Regions from separate parts of the Homo sapiens genome. Here region 1 is linked to region 2. Evidence: read pairs that join two places in POLR2A ChIA-PET (ENCODE). Cell type or tissue: HepG2. All regions are shown on one strand. Links, peaks and the distances in the headings refer to the core of each region. The heading gives the core; the rest is flanking DNA. Region 1 has its middle 5.1 kb from the start of ZNF367. Region 2 overlaps PRXL2C (peroxiredoxin like 2C).

The links. Peaks named below come from ENCODE experiments on the same cell type or tissue, not always from the same donor. Only the 100,000 strongest peaks of a DNase experiment are listed, where the experiment ranks them.
Region 1: POLR2A ChIA-PET joins it to region 2 with 5 read pairs; 2 of 35 experiments call an interaction of 5 or more read pairs at or near these places.

What each region holds. Positions count from the first base shown.
Region 1 is chr9:96,421,271-96,425,672 of GRCh38, forward strand. No RefSeq gene overlaps it. Among named protein-coding and RNA genes, the nearest start is that of ZNF367, 5.1 kb to the left of the region's middle. RefSeq lists enhancers at 1-164, 1-767, 2,235-2,736. In HepG2, for the core only: no CTCF peak of the experiment used is centred there; no DNase peak of the experiment used is centred there; H3K4me3 peaks cover 789 bases.
Region 2 is chr9:96,641,870-96,646,196 of GRCh38, forward strand. PRXL2C (peroxiredoxin like 2C) reads right to left here. Exons shown (of 6, transcript NM_153698.2): 5 at 4,024-4,155; 6 at 1-17. Among named protein-coding and RNA genes, the nearest start is that of PRXL2C, 11 kb to the right of the region's middle. In HepG2, for the core only: no CTCF peak of the experiment used is centred there; a DNase peak (open chromatin) is centred at 2,462.

The DNA of each region.
Region 1 (4,402 bases), core at 200-4,199, 220 kb before region 2:
CATTCTTTATTCCTTTACTTTCTCAATAAACTTGCTTTCACTCTGCACTGCGGACTCGCCCTGAATTATTTCTTGTGAGAAATCCAAGAACCCTCTCTTGGGGTCTGGATCAGGACCCCTTTCCGGTAACAACAATACATACTAAATCTGAAAAATACTGAAACCTATCTCAGGATACTTACTATATTACTAAAGTAGCATTTTCAACTCTTAAAAATATAGGCCCCTTCAGCTGGGCGCGGTGGCTGACAGCTATAATCCCAGCACTTTGGGAGGCCGAGGTGGGCAGATCATGAATGAGGTCAGGAGATTGAGACCATCCTGGCTAACAGGGTGAAACCCCGTCTCTACTTAAAATACAAAAAATTAGCCGGGCGTAGTGGCGGGCGCCTGTAATCCCAGCTACTCGGAAGGCTGAGGCAGGAGAATGGCGTGAACCCGGAAGGTGGAGGTTGCAGTGAGTGGAGATCACGCCACTGCACTCCAGCCTGGGCGACAGAGCGAGACTCCATCTCAAAAAAAAAATATATATATATATAAGTAGATATATATATATATTTTATATATATAAGTAGATATATATATATTTTATATATATAAGTAGATATATATATTTTATATATGTATATATGTATATATATATATTTTATATATATGTATATATATATTTTACATATATATACCCCTTCTGATAAAGATAGAAACCTCAAACCCCGTTTTAAAAAAAATGTATTTTAAAGTTTCAAGATAAAATTGAAGTAAGACAAAGCAGCAGTTATTAAAGTCTATGTAAAACATAGCAGGCCAGGGGTGGTGGCTCACACCTGTAATCCCAGCACTTTGGGAGGCCAACGCAGATGGATCAACTGAGGTCAGGAGATCAAGTCCATCCTGGCCAACATGGTGAAACCCTATCTCTACTAAAAATCCAAAAACAATTAGCTGGGCATGGTGGCATGCGCCTGTGGTCCCAGCTACTGGGGAGGCTGAGGCAGGAGAGTCTTTTGAACCCAGGAGGCGGAGGTTGCAGTGAGCCTAGATCACGCCACTGAATTCCAGCCAGGGCGACAGAGTGAGACTCCATCTCAAAATAACAACAACAACAACAAAAAAAAGCAAGGTTTTTTGTTTCACTTTGTTTTTATTTTTAATTATATATATATATATATATACACATTTATATATAAATATATTAAATATTATATATTAATTATTATAATATATTAATTATGTGTATATAAATATATAATATAATATGTATTAATTATTATATATAATATATAATATATTATATATTAATTAAATATTATATATTTATTATATAATATATAATATATATAAAATATTTTATTTTTAATTTTATATATATGTGTATATATATATATACACACACACATACACACACACTTTTTTTTTTTTTTTGAGATGGAGTCTCGCTCTGTCGCCCAGGCTGGAGTACAGTGGCGCGATCTCGGCTCACTGCAAGCTCCACCTCCCGGGTTTACACCATTCTCCTGCCTCAGCCTCCTGAGTAACTGGGATTACAGGCGCCTGCCACCACGACCGGCTAATTTTTTTTGTATTTTTAGTAAAGATGGGGTTTCGCCGTGTTACCCAGGATGGTCTCGATCTCATGACCTTGTGATCCGCCCGCCTCGGCCTCCCTAAGTGCTGGGATTACAGGCATGAGTCACCGCGCCTGGCCCATTTTTATTTTTTATGTTTTTGAGAGGGAGTCTAGCTCTGTCGCCCATGCTGGAGTGCGGTGGCAAGATGTCAGCTCACTGCGGCCTCTGCCTCCTGAGTTAAAGCTACTCTCCAGCCTCAGCCTCCCGAGTAGCTGGGACTATAGGCATGCGCCACCACACCCAGCTAATTTTTGTATTTTTAGTAGAGATGAGATTTCACCATGTTGGCTAGGCTGGTCTCCAACTCCTGGGCTCAAGTGATCCGTCCACCTTGGCCTCCCAAAGTGCTGGGATTACAGGCATGAGCCATGGTGCCGGACCCCAGCATTTGGTTTTATTGATGAGAGATACAATGCAATCTCAAGTGAGGATCAAGTGATCCTCCCACCTCAGCCTCTTGAGTAGGTAGAACTATAGCCACGCACCACCACACCTGACTAATTTTTTGTAGAAACGGGTACCACTATGTTACCCAGGCTGGTCTCCACCTCTTGGCCTCAAGCAATCCTCCTCCCCCCAGCCTCCCAAAGCACTGGATTATAGGCAGTCCTCAATCTAATTCTCATCTCTCCCCCACTTAACTAGGACTAACGATGCATTCCTAGCAGCTTGCTTTACATCAGCTAACATCCCATTGGCCAAACAAGCCACATGGCTCAGCCCAAGACTGGAGAATTATGCCCTGATGTTAGGTGGGAGGACACTGCAAAGTTACTTGGCTGAGGGTGTGGATACAAGGGAGAGTGAAGAATTGGGCCATTAACACCCTCACAGTCTGGGAGTGTGAATGCCCTCCTGTGGTGCCAGGCTGTTAACTCCAGTGCCACATGTTGAAGAGATGCTGAAAGACATGTTCTCCAGGGCACAGGTTTGCAACCCCCGGGCCGTGGACTGTGTGGCCTATTGGGAACCAGCCACACAGCAGGAGCTGAGCAGCGATAAAGAAGTATTACTGCCTGAGCTCTGCATCCTGTCAGACCAGCGGTGGCTTTCGATTCTCATAGGAGCACAAACCCTGTTGTGAACTGCGCATGTGAGGGATCTGGGATCTAGGTTGTGTGCTTCTTTTGAGAATCTAATGCCTGGTAATTTGAGGCGGGACAGTTTCACTCCAAAACCATTCCCTTTCCTCTCTCCATCTGTGGAAAGGTTGTCTTCCACAAAACGAGTCCCTGGTGCCAAAAAGGTTGGAGACCGCTGCTCCAGGGCACAGTTGCAAGTTTGCACAGGCCCTGCTATGTGACTGAGTCCCACAAAAGACATTTTGTAACAAGAGGACTAAAATATCACCCAAACTTTAAACTTGGGGCCCACGTAAACCTCAGATAAGGTAGTCTTCCCCTCATGGGAGCACGGTAAAATCTTCTTGGCTAACAGATAACTTGACTAACTATAAACAAATCATTTTTAGCTGCTTAACCACATTAGGGATAACCTACCAAACCTCCTTCAACCTGAGATCACCACATTCCTAGTAATATAGGGACTTTGGGCCTCCAGAATTGTCAGTGAGACAGCTTGGGAATGACAGTCCGATTCAGAAGGCTGTCCCAAGGACTTGCCTTGAAACTATCTTTCCATAGCAAGTATATATATGTACATATATATATGTGTGTGTGTATATATGTACATATATATATAATTTTTTAATTTAAGAGATGAGGACTATGTTACCCAGGCTTGAGTGCAGTGCCTATTCACAGGCACATCATAGCTCCCTGCAGCTTCAAACTCCTGGCCTCAAGCAATCCTCCTGCCTCAGCCTCCTAAGTAGCTGGGACTCCATGGAGCCTAACTACAAGCATGATGTTTTTACTTAAAGTATAAGTTATGTACCAATACAAAATAGTAAATAGTAAATACTTTTGCAAAACTTACACAAGATTGAGAAAGTTTCTGTTACTCCTACAAATGAATTCTACTATTATTGCTCACCTCTGGAATTGCTTTTGGTGACACAGGTGGTGATTTGGGGGACTGACCCATCTTCTAAGCATTCCTTGACACCCCCACTGTCTTCAAGGATCTGGAGGTTGGACCATTTGACCCTTCTGTAATCTTGAAAGTGACTGAGTGGGCCAGGTGACTCTTGCCTGTAATCCCAGCACTTTGGGACACCGAGGCAGGCTGATCACATGAGTTTAGGAGTTCAAGACCATCCTAGCCAACATGGTGAAACCCTATCTTTACTAAAAATACAAAAATTAGCCAGGCGTGGTGGCGCACACCTGTAGTTTCAGCTACACGGGAGGCTGAAGTAGAAGAATCGCTTGAACCCAGGAGGCGGAGGTTGCAATGAGCTGAGATTGCACCACTGCACTCCAGCCTGGGCAACAGAGGGAGACTCTGTCTCAAAAAAAAAAAAAAAAGAAAGAAAGAAAGGAAAAAGAAAATGACTAACTGACTGAGTGACTGTGAGGTACTAATATTGGTTCTCTTATGCTCCACAAAAACATCAGTTTCATTATCTTAGACCCACAATGATCAATTATCAGCTGGATATGGAATCAACTTTAAAATAATATGTGGCTCTACACTGTAAATTATACTAATTTGACTTGTTAGAATAAAATCCAAAGTAGATTTAAATGAAGCAGTTTAATTAGGACAGCAGATTCATAATACTTTCAAGAAGCACTTAAGTCTTATAAGAGGTCATTGAACTGACTCTTGGGACAGCTTCCCGTTTTATCACACTTAGGATCTGCGGGTAT
Region 2 (4,327 bases), core at 328-4,327:
AAAATGGATGTTGTTACCTAGAAGAGAATAAGAATAAAAGGCTGAGGCATAGTATTATTCATCAGATTTACTGCTTACTAAAATCAAGGAAGCTTTTCAACCTTTAATTAGTCCAAAGGGAAAAATTAATTACCTGGAGTGCATTATATTCTCTATATAATGCCATAATAATTTTAAATCATGGTAATAAAGTATGACAAGGATTATGGTTAAATAAGAGCCATACTTGATGTTTTATGAGATCCAAGGGGAAAGATTTTTAAATTATAACCTTCTGTTAGGTTTTATTAAATATAATTAAATAAAATGTCCTGTCAGACGGGCAGAATACGGAACTCACATAGATATCAAGCTGGAAAATCACATCTGTTTCTTAAATCTAATAATAGAATAAATATAATAAGGAAATAAATCACTCACTTCAAAAAATCCACTCCGAAATACTGATTTAACAGGCTATCTGTATTATAACCATAGCCCAAAAGAGGCTCTAAAATAAGGCCTTAAAAGACAATCAGTTATAATACACTTAGATGTTCACAATCCTTACATCTGTTCAAATACAGATTTTATAATTTATAATCATAAATTTACAATCTAGTTTCTGTTTGATTCTTGAACTCAAGACCAGAATTTTAACTTAAACCATTAGATTAAGTGTATGAGGCACGTTTTCATTTTTTTTTTTTTTTTTTGAGACGGAGGCTCGCTTTGTCGCCAGGCTGGAGTGCAGTGGCATGATCTCGGCTCACTGCAACCTCCGCCTTCTGGGTTCAAGCGATTCTCTTGCCTCAGCCTCCCGAGTAGCTGGGACTACAGGCTTGCACCACCACGCCCAGCTAATTTTTGTATTTTGAGTAGAGACGGGGTTTCACCAGATGGCCAGGATGGTCTTGATCTCCTGATCTTGTGATCCGCCCACCTCGGCCTCCCAAAGTGCTGGGATTACAGGTGTAAGCCACTGCACCCGGCCATGAGGCATGTTTTCTAAGCACAGCTGGTCTTCTGCATCCATGAGTTCCGCATCCTCATTCAACAAACCACGGATTGAAAATATTCAGAAAAAAAGGATAGCTGCATATCTGCTGAATATGTACAGACATTTTTTTTTCCTGGTCATTATTCCCTAAATAGTACAGTACAACAACTATTTACATTGCATTTGGTATTATAAGTAAACTAGAGATGATTTAAAGTGCAGGGGAGGACGTGCATAGGTTAGATCCAAATACTACAGCATTTTATGTGAGACACTTGAGCATCTCAGATTCTGGGATCCACTGCAGGTCCAGGAACCAATCCGCCATGGATGCTGAGGGATGACTGAATGGTCCCAAGTTGGCACACAAATGATGCTCTCCATGTGCTCTTTCTTCTTTACTTATTTATTTTTGGGGGCAGTGTCTTGGTCTCTCGCCCAGGCTGTAGTGCAGTGGTGTGATTTTGGCTCACTGCCAACCTCCACTTCCCAGGTTCAAGCGATTATCCTGCCTCAGCCTCCCTAGTAGCTGGAACTACAGGTGCATGCCACCATACCCGGCTAATTTTTTATATTTTTAGTAGAGATGGGGTTTCACCGTGTTAGTCAGGATTGTCTCGATCTCCCGACCTTGTGATCTGCTCACCTTGGGCTCCCAAAGTGTTGGGATTACAGGTGTGAGCCACTGCGCCCAGCCCATGTACTCTTTATTCTTACACAACAGAAGATGTGGACAAATGATTCAGAGACATGGAGATAAGGGACTCAAAAACATCCCCTTTTGGGTATGAGGATGGAAATAAGTTGTTCAGAAATATGGCTAATGTCATTCTGGGCTAATGCATAGGATTCATTCTCATTCATCAGGGCTTCTTTTTATAACGAATCTGTTATAAATTCATGAGAGGGAGGCAAAGGGAGATTTTGGCTACAATGTTCCAGCTGCAAAAAGCCCAAAAATCATATTACTCAGTCAAAACCCTCCTTCTAAAAAATATGGTATTGGCTGGGTGTGGTGGCTCACACCTGTAATCCCAGCACTTTGGGAGGCAGAGGTGGGCAGATCACGAAGTCAAGTAATTGAGACCATTCTGGCCAACCTGGTGAAACCTTGCCTCTACTAAAAATACAAAAATTAGCTGGGTGTGGTGGCAGGCGCCTGTAGTCCCAGCTACTAGGGAGACTGAGGCAGGAAAATCGCTTGATCCCGGGAGGCGGAGGTTGTAGTGAGCCGAGATTACACCACTGCACTCCAGCCTGGTGACAGAGCAAGGCTCTGTCTCAAAAAAAAAAAAAAAAAAAGGTATTTATCAAAGTAAATATTACTCATATAACTCTTATAAGCTATGCTCATTAAGCAGACAGTTTTAAAGAGGAAGAAAAAACAAAAAGATGGTCTTACAACATAGTGATTTAGGCTTTTGGGCCCTGTCTGATAAGGGTGTTTGTCCTTTGTTGCAATGCTGGAACACAGTAGAGATCTAATCAGTTACAATACACTTAGATGTCCACAATCCCTACATCTGTTCAAATACATCTGTTCAAACACTTAGCAGAGACGAGCCAAAGCAATCTCAGGTGGTCCACACCCATCAATAAAGTTAACAGTGTGTGGCTTATAGTCGGACCTCAATCCCATTCTTTTTTATTTTTTGAGAGGGAGTTTCCTTCTTGTCACCCAGGCTGGAGTGCAGTGGCACGATCTGGGCTCACTGCAACCTCCGCCTCCCAGGTTCAAGTGATTCTCCTGCCTTAGCCTCCCAAGTAGGTGGGATTACAAGCATGCACCACCACGCCCGGCTAATTTTTTGTACTTTTAGTAGAGATGGGGTTTCACCAAGGGCTGGTCTGGAACTCCTGGCCTCAAGTGATCCACCAGTCTCAGCCTCCCAAAATGCTGGGATTATAGGTGTGAGCCACCATGCCCGGCCTCAATCCCAATCTTATGGGATGAGCTGTCCCTAGCACTGACTAACTTGCTGACACTGAGTAAGTCTCCTAGTTTTGTTAGGTATAAATAACTACATGGATTCTTTTTTTTTTTTTTTTTTTTTTTTTTTTTTTTTTTGAGGCAGAGTCTCACTCTCTCACCCAGGCTGGAGGGCTGGAGTTCAGTGGTGCGATCTCGGCGCACTGCAAGCTCCGCCTCCCAGGTTCACGCCAGTCTCCTGCCTCAGCCTCCCGAGTAGCTGGGACTACAGGCACCCGCCACCACGTCCGGCTAATTTTTTTTTGTATTTTTAGTAGAGACGGGGTTTCACCGTGTTAGCCAGGATGGTCTTGATCTCCTGACCTCGTGATCCGCCCGCCTTGGCCTCCCAAAGTGCTGGGATTACAGGCGTAAACCACCGCGCCCGGCTGGATTCTTTTCTTGAAAAAAAAGGCACGTGACGATTTTCCCCTATTCAGAAATGTTCATCTCCACTGAACATTCCTAAATAGCGGAGTGTGTGACAGCCATATACAGATCGCCAGCCCACAGGTGACTGTGGGAAATCATCTAGGCATGGGATGATGGGCACGCTCATCAAATACATAAACATCAAAATATACAGAAGCCTTTGAAAACAAAAGATGCCCCCCTACAAAAGCACAGCATCCTGGCTGTAATGCCAAGATGTCCATTTGTACAGGGTGTCTGCTTTATGAAGAAAATGGTGGCCTCTGGGTGGGGCGCGGTGGCTCATGCCTGTAATCCCAACACTTTGGGAGGCCGAGGTGGGTGGATCACGAGGTCAGGAGACCGAGACCATCCTGGCTAACACGGTGAAACCCCGTCTCTACTAAAAATTTAAAAAATTAGCCGGGCGTCGTGGCGGGCACCTGTAGTCCCAGCTACTCGGGAGGCTGAGGCAGGAGAATGGCGTGAACCCGGGAGGCAGAGCTTGCAGTGAGCCGAGATTGCGCCACTGCACTCCAGCCTTGGCGACAGAGCGAGACTCCCTCTCGAAAAAAAAAAAAAAGGAAAAGAAAAGAAAATGGCGGCCTCTGAACTTGTAAAAAGCACAAGACGTCTACTGCTGAACCTGGGCTTTGATGCTTACCTGGACCTAAAATGAGGGTTCCACCTTGCTGAGCTGGGTCTCCTTGAAAATCAAAGAGAGGGCCAGTCACTGCCCGCCACAGGCTCTGAAGGCTTCCTGAGAGTAGATTTGATTTTATGTGGGGGCTCTGTCCTGAAATGTCGAAAATTGTCTTTAGATGTCATTTTATATTCAATTTGATATTAAGAAGATAATGTATTTCTAGAAAACATTCTCTTTCTTCCTTTAAAGAATGGTTTCTCAATCTTTTACCATCAACATTTTGGCTCAGATCATTCTTTGTCCTGTGCGATATACGGTGTTT